Regions from separate parts of the Homo sapiens genome. Here region 2 is linked to region 1. The links are chromatin contacts, found by Hi-C or POLR2A ChIA-PET in ENCODE. All regions are on one chromosome and are shown on one strand. The core of a region is the stretch at or near the end of the contact, and the rest is flanking DNA. Distances in the headings are between cores, read along the strand shown.

Evidence for each region. A loop is a pair of places that touch in the nucleus more often than their neighbours do. ChIA-PET counts read pairs that join two places held with the same protein, here RNA polymerase II (POLR2A). Pooled maps may share reads with other maps.
Region 2: a map of CD14-positive monocyte shows a loop between it and region 1 (3-fold over the local background). The contact joins the promoter of LINC01451 here to the enhancer-like site in region 1. A Hi-C loop is called at or near these places in 18 of 168 maps with a recorded cell type or tissue (CD14-positive monocyte, HepG2, PC-9 and 13 more), 12 of 37 single-sample maps with no recorded cell type and 15 of 50 pooled maps. POLR2A ChIA-PET finds 5 or more read pairs at or near these places in 11 of 52 experiments (B cell, GM10248, H1 and 6 more).

The regions. Positions count from the first base shown.
Region 1 is chr9:136,561,708-136,567,676 of GRCh38, reverse strand. No RefSeq gene overlaps it. Among named protein-coding and RNA genes, the nearest start is that of NALT1, 17 kb to the right of the region's middle. RefSeq lists enhancers at 2,341-3,202, 3,203-4,063. Within about 2 kb of position 2,881, at least 23 of the 41 ENCODE cell types and tissues checked have a DNase peak (open chromatin) inside an H3K27ac peak, as active enhancers do; they include CD14-positive monocyte, PC-9, heart left ventricle and 6 more, where a contact is called at or near this core.
Region 2 is chr9:136,613,483-136,619,451 of GRCh38, reverse strand. It overlaps LINC01451 (long intergenic non-protein coding RNA 1451), which reads left to right and starts at 2,271. Exons shown (of 3, transcript NR_135288.1): 1 at 2,271-5,328. RefSeq lists a silencer at 3,841-4,135.

The DNA.
Region 1 (5,969 bases), core at 1,632-4,131:
ATCTTATGTAGGTATGGAAATGATTAATGGTGAGAAAAATGTCTGCCGTACCCGGGGCACCTTATAGGCCCGAAATTCACAGGGGGCCGGGCAGACCCTCCCCCCACAGCCCAGGCAGACCCTCCCCCAACAGCCCGGGCAGACCCTCCCCCCCAGCCCTGGCAAAACCTTCCCCCGGGCAGACCCTCCCCACCAGCCCTGGCAAAACCTCCCCCCCCAGCCCTGGCAGACCCTCCCCCCACAGCCCGGGCAGACCCTCCCCCACCAGCCCTGGCATACCCTCCCCCACCCAGCCCGGGCAGACCCTCCCCACCAGCCCTGGCAGACCCTCCCCCCCAGCCCTGGCATACCCTCCCCCCCCCACAGCCCGGGCAGACCTTCCCCCCCCAGCCCTGGCAGACCCTCCCCGCAAGCCCAGGCAGCTCCCTGGGGCTGTAGATCATCCTCGCACTCAAGTCTTCAGTAGAAAGGACAGATTGTTTGCCGGGAGATGTACAAAGCCCAGCCACGGCCACTCCCTGGCCCGGGTCAGTTCCCAGCTGCTCTATCTGGGATGGGTGCCAGTGGCCAGTGTGGGGCATGGGGCTCAGGGCAGCCTGAGGGACAGAAGCCCTGGCCGTCCGCCTTCCCGCATATCTGCCTTTTTCCCGCGTGTCCGCCTTCCCGTGGCTCGCCAGCTTTGGGGTCTGGCAGAGGCTCAGATCCTCTCCCCAGGAGATCTCCCTGGAGTCCCGGGACCTCCTTGGGGCCTGAGTGGCTGCTGGAGTGGTCTGGGCCCCACCGGCCTCTGCCTTTTCCTCACCCGGTCTTTAACGTGGACCCACCTCACAGGGCTGTTGTGATGACGAGTCAGACAAAAGAGAAGCAGAGCCCTCGGCTGCCCAGTCGTTTGCTGTTACCCCTTGCTGCCGTGAGAGCCCACCGGGGACCACCTGTGCACCTGGGGTGCGAAGGCCTCTCCTCGGCCCGCCCTGGTTAGGGGGAGGGCAGAGTGCCGGCCGCACTGAGTCCTGAGTTGCCTTCTGGCCTGGCAGACCCGGCCGCTGCTGGCCAGAGGTGGCTGCGCCCCAGGCCTGGTGCTTCCGGGGTCGGGGTCCAGGGACTCAGCCGAAGGCAGGGGTCCCTTGTCCCCACCCCAGGGCTCTGTGCTCCTTGGGACCCGCTGGCCCTTGGGGGCTCAGGTCCTTGTCCCCCACCTTCCCCATCCAGAGGCCTAGGCCTCACTCCAGTGTCAGCACACGGTGTTGGTGGAGGGGTTCCACCCTCCCCTGATCAGACCCCTGACAACCCGCCCCATCCTGCCTCAGTCTTCATCCCTCCTTGTTCATGGGCACCTGCCACGTCCAGCCCTGTGCCTGGCCTCAAGGGCCTCGCGGGCTCGCAGCAGCCGAGCGGGTGGGAAGGGTGAGCCACATAGATTGGAGAGGGACGGAGGTTCGGGGAATGTGGAGGGAGCATCTGCGGGACTCCCCAGGAGCCACTGACTCTTCCCTCCCCTTTGGGGCTGCGACCCCCACAGCCGGTGTCATTGCTGCATCCCAAAGGCCTGGGGCCTGGAAACCATTCCCAGGACAGCTGGAGCAGGCCCCAAGGGGACTCTCTGCCCATTAGGGAGGGGGTCTGCTGGCCCCAGTGGGAACTGGCTCCTCCCCTGCCACCTACTCACCCCGCCCACTCAGAAACTCAGAGACAGACCTTGGAATCCTGACCCCTGCGGCCTCATGGGGAAAGTCTCTGAGTTGGGGTGAAGATAGAGTCCCATAAATCATATTCATTTTGGTAAGAGGGTCCCCCATAGATCACCATGTGGCCAGGACCGGGGCGGAACCTGGCAGAACCCATACCACCTCTTCCCCTGCAGGACGGCCGGGGTGGCCATGGGGCACCTCCTCCCTCCCACACGCGCAGGTCTCGAATTCACAGCCCTGGTCTGCTTTGCCGGCTGAGAGTCCTTGGCGGCCGACACATCCACGTCTCTACCTCCCATCCCATAATGAGTGTTTCCCACGTTGTTAGAACTTTCCACAGGCATTGCTTTTAACAACTGCACATCATTCAATTAGACAGACGGGATGGTTTTCCCAGCCGGGCCTCCCCTGCATCTGGGCCGGCTCCAGCTTCTCCCGGTTATAAATAACGCGGGCGGGGGCGTCTCCCACGGAAGGTTTTCTGGCTTCGTGCTATTTCCTCGGGATAAACTCCCAGAAGGAGAATCACTAGGTCAAAAATGCGAGCATTTTATGCCTCTTAGGACACACGGTCGTCAGAAGGAATCTGGACTCCATCTGGAACAGAGCGAGGACCCCTCTACAGAGCCGGGACCTTCTCCGGAAAGGAGCTGGGCCTGCATGGCCGTGCACAGATGCCGGGAGTGCGGTGCTCTGTCCACCCAGGACTCCGCTTGCAGGGCCTCACGCTGCATGGCTGACCCAACCCAGGACTGCGCTTGCGGGGCCTCACACTGCCTGGCCCACCCAATTTCAAACAGTTCTCACGCTAGAAGATGCACAAAGCCAGCTTTACATTTTGGGGAATGATTCAGAAGGGCCAGGGACCTGCCGAGACACCTGGGGCTTCTTTGTGGGGCCCCATCAATGGGAGGCGGGGACCCTTGGGTCAGCCCAGACCCTGCTGGGCCTCAGTTTCTCATGCCCAGCTCCAGCCGGGAGCCTGGGCAGGTCCAGAATCACCGCACACGCAGAAGGGCCTCACTAGGACGGGGTGAGAGGTGAGGCTGGGAGCTGGGGCTTCCTCTTGGGAGTCCAGCGGGGCGACTGCCGCCCACGTGTGGGCTCCCTTGAAATTCACAGACACACCCAGCGCGGTTGCTGGCCGCAGTGCTGGCTCAATAAGGCCAGTGGAGTCAGACAGTGAGAAGTCACCATTTCCTGCTGATCTGAAACATCTTGTGAAACCCTCTGGCCCAGCCCTTTCCTTTCTCGTGGCAGCCTCTGGTCCCCTGTGGACTTTCCTGTTTACTGCACCCCAGAGGTGGGCCCTGACCTGGTTGAGCTGGGCTTAGCTGTCAGATTCCATTTTGGGCCTCGGCCCCCAGGTCCCGGCCTGCAGGCAGCTGGGCTGGTCGGGGCCGGCTCCTTCATGCAGCCAGCGCATTAGCTCCAGGCCTGGGGTGCTGCCCGCTGTGCCCCTTCCTGGAAGCCCTCCCTGCCTCTCCAGCGGGAGACAATGCAGCCTCTGGGGCAAGGCAGGAGGCTGCGGGCAGGCTCCAGGGACCTCCTGCCAGGCGTGGCTGCAGGGCGCCCCTCCCAGGTGAGGCTGGCAGCTGCCTCCTGGTCAGGTTCACACCCACCCTCAGCGTGCAACAACCCCCCTCCTCAGCCCCTTCTGCTGTGACCTGGGCTGCTCCTCCCTGCGGTCACTATAGGAGTCCCACGGCCCTGTCCCCAATCCTGCCCTTCTGCCTAGTCCTGGGCCCCTCCCCTTGAGCACTTCCCAAGCTCTGAGCCACAAGCCCGTGGGCCTCTGGAAATCCCAGGGCCTGGGGTATGACGGGGCCAGGGAGGGGGAGATTTGTCCCGGGGCAGCTGCTTTGGGCAGTTCGCTCTCGCATGGAGGGCATGGTCCAGGCCCTGTCGGGTGGGCAGGTGGCCCCACAGCTTTCTGGGCAGGGGTCTTGCCTGCTGGCCTCATGCTGAGCGCACCTGATCAGCCACCCGCTGCGTGTCTCACCATAGCCCCACTGTACAGGTGAGAACATGGAGCTGACTGAGGGAACAGTGTGGACGCAGCAGAGTCGCCTGAGAACCCAGCTCCATGGCCCCCACGCCAGCCACCAAACCCCTCTGTGACCTGAGAAACAGAAACCAGACTCAGCCCGGCAGGTGTCAGACCCTGGTCTGGTTGGTCCGCAGCGGCTCCTGGCTCAGCGCAGGGACTGCCAGGGTCCAGGGGCCCTCAGGGGACTTGTTGAAGCCCAGCTCCTGCCAGGGAGGACAAGAACTCTCTTCTTCCAGGAGTAAACAGAAACGAGGGCCTGGCCCTGGGGTCCTAGGTGCCTCTGACCCCACCAGGAACCTCTGAGTCTCCCGAAGCACCTGCTGGCAGGGTGGGTGCAGCTCAGCATGTGGGAGGACATCGGGTCGCCATTTCCCGATAGAGCCAACAGCCTCTCCTCAATGTGCTGTGCGGCCAGCCTGCCCCAGCTGGCTCTGGACTGAGGAGGTGGGCGCAGGGACTACAGAAGGGTCCATGCTGGTGGGGGGCCCACTGCTGGGCCTAGGCAGGAGAAGGCTCCAGGCCAGAGGCCGCTAGCAGGGCAGACCCCAGCCTAGCCACGCGGGCTGGGAGGAAAGGGGAGGATGCGGCGTCTGCTGTGACAGGCTTTGGGTCAAGGGTCTGCTCTGAGCCCCGAGCTCACCGCCACAGGGGCTTTCCCAGGCTGGCTTGGCAGCGGGCGGGGGCTCAGGGGAGCTCAGGAAGCGGGTGGTTCCCACAGCAGCGGCTCAGGCAGGCGGCCCACACACCCAGCCAGCGGGCTCCCGTGGGAAGGAGACCTGGAGGCCGGGGCTCTCCTCCCGTCTGCTCTAACCTCCTGGACAACCTTCAATGCTGTCCTTCCCTCTCAGGCCTCAGTTTCCCAGTGATCTTGAGGGGTGGTCGCTGGAGGTCAAAAGGGGAAGATGACTGTTCAGTTGCCTTGTAAGCAGTGAACGCTTGCAGAATCACAGCAGCTCCTGGCGTGGCTGGATCCAGGGCTCCGGCAATGCTGCCTGGACTTTGTGTCTGTCCCTCTTTGGGCTCCCTGACCCTGATGTGGGCTCCCTCCCTGGTAATCCCTTCCCACGGTGTGGCAAAGATGGCTCATGTCCCCCAGGTCGGCAACTCCCCTGGAAGATAGGGTCTGCACAGGTCCTAGGCCCCCCTGTTCCAGGCAGCCTGGGCCCAGAAGTCCAAACACGTGGGCAGATGGTTAGGGGAACAGTGGGTCCCCAAACCACAGCTGTCCACTGAAAGTGCTGACCACAAGCCAGGCCCAGGGCCAAGCACCAAGTGCCCACTGAGCCCACCTCATCCCCTCACAGGTGCCAAAAGTGAGTCCATTCCACAGAAGGGCACCCAAGGTGCAGAGCGGAAGTGTCACCTGCCTGAGGTCACCCAGCTTCAGGCAGAGACCAGGTGGATATGAGGATCAAGGATCCCGGTTCCACGGGCTGAATTTCAACTCCTGAGCTCTCCTCGGGCTTCCCCAGTGATTCTGGAGCCCTGCAGGGCAGGAAGCGAGTCCTAATGCCCATCCCAGACCTGCCGCCTCAGTGTCCCTTCCTGCCTTGGGGGGAAAGCTGGGGTGAGGAGGATGCAACAGGGGCAACCGTTGGACCCCAGGGAGAGCCCAAGTCCTGGGCATAAAGCACAGCACATTCATTCCGGAGCTGGGCCTCACCTGGGGCAAATCATATTTTCACTCTAAAACAAATGCAAACTCAATGATTAAGATGAGCTACACACACTGGCTCTAAGGTGAACAATTCAGGAGGGTTTGGTCGCACGCGGCCAGCGTGGGCCCTCAGTAGCGCCTCTGGGTGGAGCTCTCTCGGGAGTCTTCCCTCTCGGCTGTGGGACTCGAGGCGGCCAGGAGAAGCCAGAACTGAGGGCATGCGGTCCACGCAGGAGCACGGGAGCCACGGGCCACGGGGTCCCCTCCTCACAGGAGCCACTGGTCGCGGGCAAGCACTGGGTGGTGGTGGAGTCCCAGATGAGCTCCAGCACTGTCCAGAGAAAACAAGGCTACCGTCCAGCACACGTCCTCACTCACCCCGGCCACGGTGATCTGACCACGGCCACGACCAGGCCACGGGGCCTCCCCACCACTGGGTCAAAGGCTGTTCTCAAGAGACTCAGTGACTTTTGGAGCACAGAGCATCTTGGGTTAGTCTCCTGTCCACTTGGTTCCATCAGCTGAGTTGTGCAGGGGTTCCTGGCCCACCTGGAACGCAGGGCCTTCCTGAGAT
Region 2 (5,969 bases), core at 1,022-3,521, 52 kb before region 1:
AGAAAATGAGATCCAGAGAGGTGCCTAGCCTCCAAGGGTCCCTAAGGCTCCTCCCCCTCTTCCTCCTCCTCCTTCAGGAAGTCCTCCTGGACTGCCTCACCCAGAAGGGGTCTCGGCCTCCCTGGGCAATGGGGCACCCCCTACTGATGCCCTTTTCTGGCTATTTGAGGACAGTTGGTGCATCCAGTTCTTCCCTGTCTCCCCCCACTGGATTTGGCATACATTAGGCGCTCCATAAATGTTTGCCCATTGCTTGGCCCAACTCACATGCCTCTCTAGGTGGAAGGTGTGCTCATCTCCACCCGGACAGCGTATGTGTGCCAGCGAGGGCTCTGGTCTCCTGGCCTCCCCACCTTTGCTCCCAACGTGCCGTCAGCCAGAAAGCCAGGAAGCTGTTCCCGCAGGAAAGTGGCAGCCGGGAGAGCAGGGGCAGGCCAAGGACCTCAGGCACCCCAGGCCTCCGCCTCCTCTCCTGGGACCCGCCTCCCTCACACTCCCTCCTTGGCCCCAGGGGACATCTGAGGTGGGGGCTGCAGTGTCCTGGCGCCCAGGCTGAGTCTCCACTGCCCAGACTGCCCCGTGCTCCTGCGTCCAGAGCCGGCATGTCCTGGCCCAGCTGCGGCTGTTGGGCTGTGGCTCAGAGCCTGGCCTCGGGGCCGGTGTGACTTGGGTGGGGTTCTGCCACTTGCTGGTGGTGTGACCCAGCCAGCAGCCTCGGCTTCTTCACCACTTCCCTCACAGGATAAGGAAGTGAAAGATGGCAGGTGCTTACGGAGCAGTGGGCGCCCACGGAGACTGGCCACGGCCACGCAGGGGTGCAGGGGGATGGCCAGGGTCCCGTCCACGTGGGACTTAGGTCTCACTTAGTTCCAAGGAGAGCTGTGCCCCGGGAACCGGCCTCCATGCTGCCTGCACCACCAGCTCCTGCGCCTCGAGGGGCCGCACCCGGCAGAAGTGCCTGGTGTGGGGCCTTCGTCGAGGCAGGTCTTGGCTGGCAGCACCTGCCACAGGCCTGCGCTGGGTTCAGCACGTGCTTCACAAAACAGCAAGTAATGCCTGCACTACAGAGGAAAATTGGCCAGTGCGGAGGTGGGAGGAGAGGAAAAAACAGGGCTGGGCTGGCTGGAGATCCCCGCTGGGGCTGGTGGCCCCCCAGGCCTCCCCCAGGTGGTTCTCACACAGGCAGAGCGGCCGGGCAGGACTTCCCAGCACCTGTGCCTTTCCCCCAGGTGACAGCAGGCCAGACACCACGTGCTGACAGTGACTCTGAGTTTGTGTCGCCTTTTCCTTTAAAAGAATGACCTCTCCTTCAGCCCAAACCCTCTTCCATACACCTCGGCAAGCCCACCTCTTCCCTAGCTTCTCCTAGGCTGGCTGTGGCTGGTGTGGGTGCCCGGCTGACAGCCCCACCTAGGGCCCTCTCATGTCCTTCTGGTTTTGGCTGCTGGGGAGTTTACTGCCCTGGAAGGCAGTTTCCACACTAGCTCTCTGCCAGCCGCTCTCTGCACCTGCCTGGGAGGCCTCCAGGCACGCCCCTGCCCAGCCTCTTCATGTGGGAGTCCCAGGGGCAGCAGCCGCCGGGGCCAGGCCTTCCGGCCAAGCTCAGATGCCTGCTCTTTCCAGAGCCTCCCGATCGCCCCAAGTAGAGGAGCCTACAGAGCTGCCCCCAGCAAGGAGCCTCTTCTCACCCACGATCTCTTTCATTTTGCAGCGGCTCAGGGTGCCGCCATTCTCTCCAACTCACAGGGGAGAGGACAGGACAGAGACACTCACCGGAGGGCACCTGGTCTGGAGGGGCCGCCTCCTTCAGCTCCAACCAGCCCCAGGCCCTGCAAAGCCCCTGAGGGCCAGGCCCACCCGATGCTGCTCGACTCAGTAGCCTGGCCCAGCGTGGCGGCACAGCTTGCAGGAGGCACGAACCTGTTCCCAGCACACGGGCCCCACCACTTCCCGCCATACCGTTTGGGGCTCGCGTCTCCTGTGTGGGTGCTGGTCCCAGACCTGGGGCCTGCCAGTCCCCACACCAGTGCCATCGAACTCCAAGGGCCCTGTCCTCCCCACTCCGCCACACCCCGTGGGCGGCCCACATCTCCTGCACGGCTCTCAGCCCCTCCCCCTGCAGTCCTGAGGGTCTCCCCATAATGGCCCTCTTTGGCACTTCCTAAACCCAAAGAGGCAACAGATCAGAGACAGGCAGGGCTGGCCGAGGCTCCTGCAGGGAAGTGGGCAAGGCCCTCCCTCAGGCCTGTGCCCCCAGCCCCCAATCCCACACCCCCATCACCCCCAGGTCGCCCTGCAGGCACTGTGTGTTTGGACAGCTGGAAGCAGAGCTCGGCCTGTGACCTGCCTGGTCCAGCAACTGGACCTTCTGGAGGTGAGCCTGGGAGTGGCCGAGCAGAGGAAATCACCCCCATGGGGAGGTAGGGGAGGGGTGAGGCCCCCCCCACCAGGTTCTGGAATGTTCCGTGGGCTGGATCCTGGAGAACCCACTTCTCTGGGCTCCAGAAAGGCAAGGGCAATGTTTCTTTGACCTGAGAAAGCAAAGCAGCCCCCCGACATCCTTCCACACACTCATCCCCTCTGGTGGGGAGCCGGGGGGACACATATGAGATGGACAGGGTGGGGGCCCACACCCCAGGCTACTCGGACAGCAGGGGTCAATCCCGACGGGCTGGAGAAACCTCAGGCCCCAAGTGCACCAATGGCCCAGATGGCTGGAGACCTCTTCCTTTGTCTCCTCTGTCTCCAAGATCCAGGAGCCCAGGCTCAGCCTGCGAACCACCTGGCCCTGGCCCTGGAGGGGGATGGGGAGGGTCTGTGACCATCCTGGGGGGTATCTGCGCCCCCTTCTTCTACCTGGGGACAAGGGCGCGAAGTCCCATGCAGCCCCCATGCAGCCTCACGTGCCTGACGATGGGAGCCAGGCCAGCCCCTCACACGGGTGCTCCTGGGCAGCCTCTCTGGTAGCCTGGACGAGTCACCCCAGGGGCACATGCTCCAGGCAGCCCCCTCACCTCAGGGGGCATGGGAGGCGCTGGGGGTCTTCAGCTGGTGATGGGGTGACTGACGAGGATCAGCCCCAACCCCGGGGTCCTCTGGCCGCTGGCAACCGGAGCACTCCCCCAGTTGGAGCTGAACCATGACTCCAGTCCTTCCCAAGAGATGGTGGGGAATCGTCACCATGGCTGGAGTCCCGCAGACTGGGCAGGCCAGACAGGCCCTTGGAGGAGGCTGGTGGGATCCGAGTGGGCAGAGGGGAGACGGAGGAGGGAAAGGCAGCCCCAGCCTGCGGTGGTGCTTGTCCTGGGCGGGAGGGGCCCTGCTGTCACTGACGTGGGAACCACCGAGTCACCGGAGGGGCAGGGGCAGAGGGGTCTCGGTGGAAAGGGGGTCCCCAGAGGCCTTGGGAGACGGGGGAGGTGCCTAGGGCTCTCTGGCCTTGGTCTCTACCAGCTCAACGAGGGCTTTGTTCCAGGGGCCCCTGGGTCCCTCTGCCTCCAACAATCTGGGCTGCGTTTTCTGAGCACCTACTGTGTGCTGGGTGTGGGCGTCCGGGCAGGCACTGACTAAGCCTTGTCCCTCCCCAGAGTCACAGTGAGACACACAGCCACATCCTGTAAATGAAGACCTCGTGGCTCAGAGAGGTCAGGTAACTTCCCCAAAGCCTGTCTGGCCTCCCAGCACCATCCCTAGTCCCAGAGGGGAGGTGGAATGAAGGCAGGGCTAAGGCCAGGCTGCATGGAGGCAGAGGCACCTGCCGGCCTGCAGGACCAAAGGTTCTATTGGAGGCAGTGCCTGGGCAGACAAAGGCCCTCAGATTCACAAGCTGAAGCCCTAGCACCCAGGGCCCCAGTGTGCTACTGTGTTTGGAGACAGGTAAAGGTTGTCAAGGTAAGACAGGGTGGCCCTGATCCAATATGACTGGCGTCCTTGTAAGAAGAGGAGATTGGGACAGACACGCCCCGAGGGATGGCCATGTGAGGGCGCCTCAGGAAGACGGTGTGCAAGAGCGGGAAGCGGGGCCTCGGAAGAGCCAGCCCTTGGATCTCGGGCTTCCAGGAGAATCAGTTCCTGCAGTTGAAGCCACCAGGGTCTGTGCAACTTTGTCACAGCTGCCCGAGCTGACAAATTCACCTGACTTAAGCCCCCCGCCCCACCCGACCACAGTGTCACCCAGATGCTTGGCAGGTGCTGTGGCAGGGGCTGGGTCCCTGCTCGACCTTCGGGTGCCGGGGTGTCCCGTATAAGAGCAGCACAGCCACCGCCACGGCCACTCGCAGTTCCAGGCTCCGGGCAGCATCTGGGACCCCAGTTCCTGTTGTGAGAGGCTCCCCACTGCCATCCCACCCCCTGCAAGGTGCCTCGGAGAGCGGCTGGAGGCTGACGGGTCGAGGCCTGGGTTTTACGGTCCTGCCTGGGTTTCTGTGTGGCCTGGGGCTGCCTACCATCTTTCCCTCTCTGGTCCCCCCTACTCTCATATACCAGGCTGGGTGACTGGGGCCCAGGAGCGGCCCCCCCCTCCTCTGGGCTTCCTGGTGGCACCCCTGGCCTGACAGCCCCTGGGAAGGCCTCCCCTCTCCATCTCGGGGCCCAGCCCGGCCCCACCTGCTGAGCTGCAGCCTCCAAGGCCTCCTTCGCACGCGTGTCAGCTCTGACCTCAGGGCTCCCCACGCGTGTTCCCCTCTAGGAAGGCCCCCCCAGGGGCTCCCCAAAATCCTGTCCTCCCTGAAGCACCTGTTCTTCGTGCTCCTCCATGAGGGCCCGCACGGGGCCGCTGACCGCAGTCTCAGTCACAGCCTGGGAGCGCCTGGAGGTTGGGGGGCAGCAGGCGCTCAGTCAGTCCTCGGGTCACCATGGATGGCCTTGCTGTGTGATCCACACTGAGGCCCAGTGGTCAGCTGGGGGGCTGGACAGGAGGCAGCCACTTCCTGGCCTGGCTGGTGACTCACAGGCCCGTTTCTGGGAAAACTCCCACCCACCCCCACTCAATCCGGATGGCGCAGAGCTCGCTGTGGGGACCAGCTGTGGGAAGTGCATTGTGATTAGGGGCCGGGTCTGGGGGTGGGGAAGGCGGGAGCCGGGGCGGAGGGTGGGGTGGGGTGTGGGACGTCTCCACCAGAGGCCTGCCTGGGCTGCTGAGCTGTGCATCCCGTGTGCCCTGACGCTCCACATGCTCCCTCACCGGGCAGGGGTCGGGGGCCCCGAATATCATCACAGGGAGACCACACGAGGCTCCTGCCTGAACCCCTCCTCAGGTCCCTCACGCTCAGGGGTGCCTGGCCCAGCCTCGCCTTGCCCAGCCTTGCCAAGGCCAGCACAGCCCAGGAGGTGCACCCCCTGGGGTCCCACAGCTCCGAGGGGCAGCGGGTGGCCGAGAATGAATCCGCAGGGCTCTGGCTGGATGCTGGAGGAAACAGGCTGCTTCCAAACGGGGCTAGGACGTGGGGACTGTCCCCCCAGGCTTCCCCGGCCAGAATCCAAATGCCATTTGCCCAGCCGGGCCCTGGAAAAACATCCTCTGGGAAGACTCCGGGGAGGGGAGGAGGCCTCTGGCTGGGTGGGGAGCAGGGCCCAGGCCTGCTGAATAAACACCCAGGGACCCTGCAGAGTGAAAACAGAGCCACAGCCGGCCAGCCCCTCCCAAGCCCATTTGGCTTCTGCAGCCCTGACCCTGCTCAGGGAGTCTGGGCAAGTCTTTTTTGTCTTAACAGCTTTATTGAGATACACAATTGGCCCTTGATCAATGGGGGACTCGGGCGCCAACCCCACACAAAGTTGAAAATCCTTCTATTTATATATATTATAAGGTCTCAAACTCTTGACCTCAAAAAAAATATATACATATATTTTTAGACAGTCTTGCTCTGTTGCCCAGGCTGGAGTGCAGTGGTGCAATCTCGGCTCACTGCAAGCTCCACCTCCTGGTTTCAAGTGATTCTCCTGCCTCAGCCTCCCAAGTAGCTGGGATT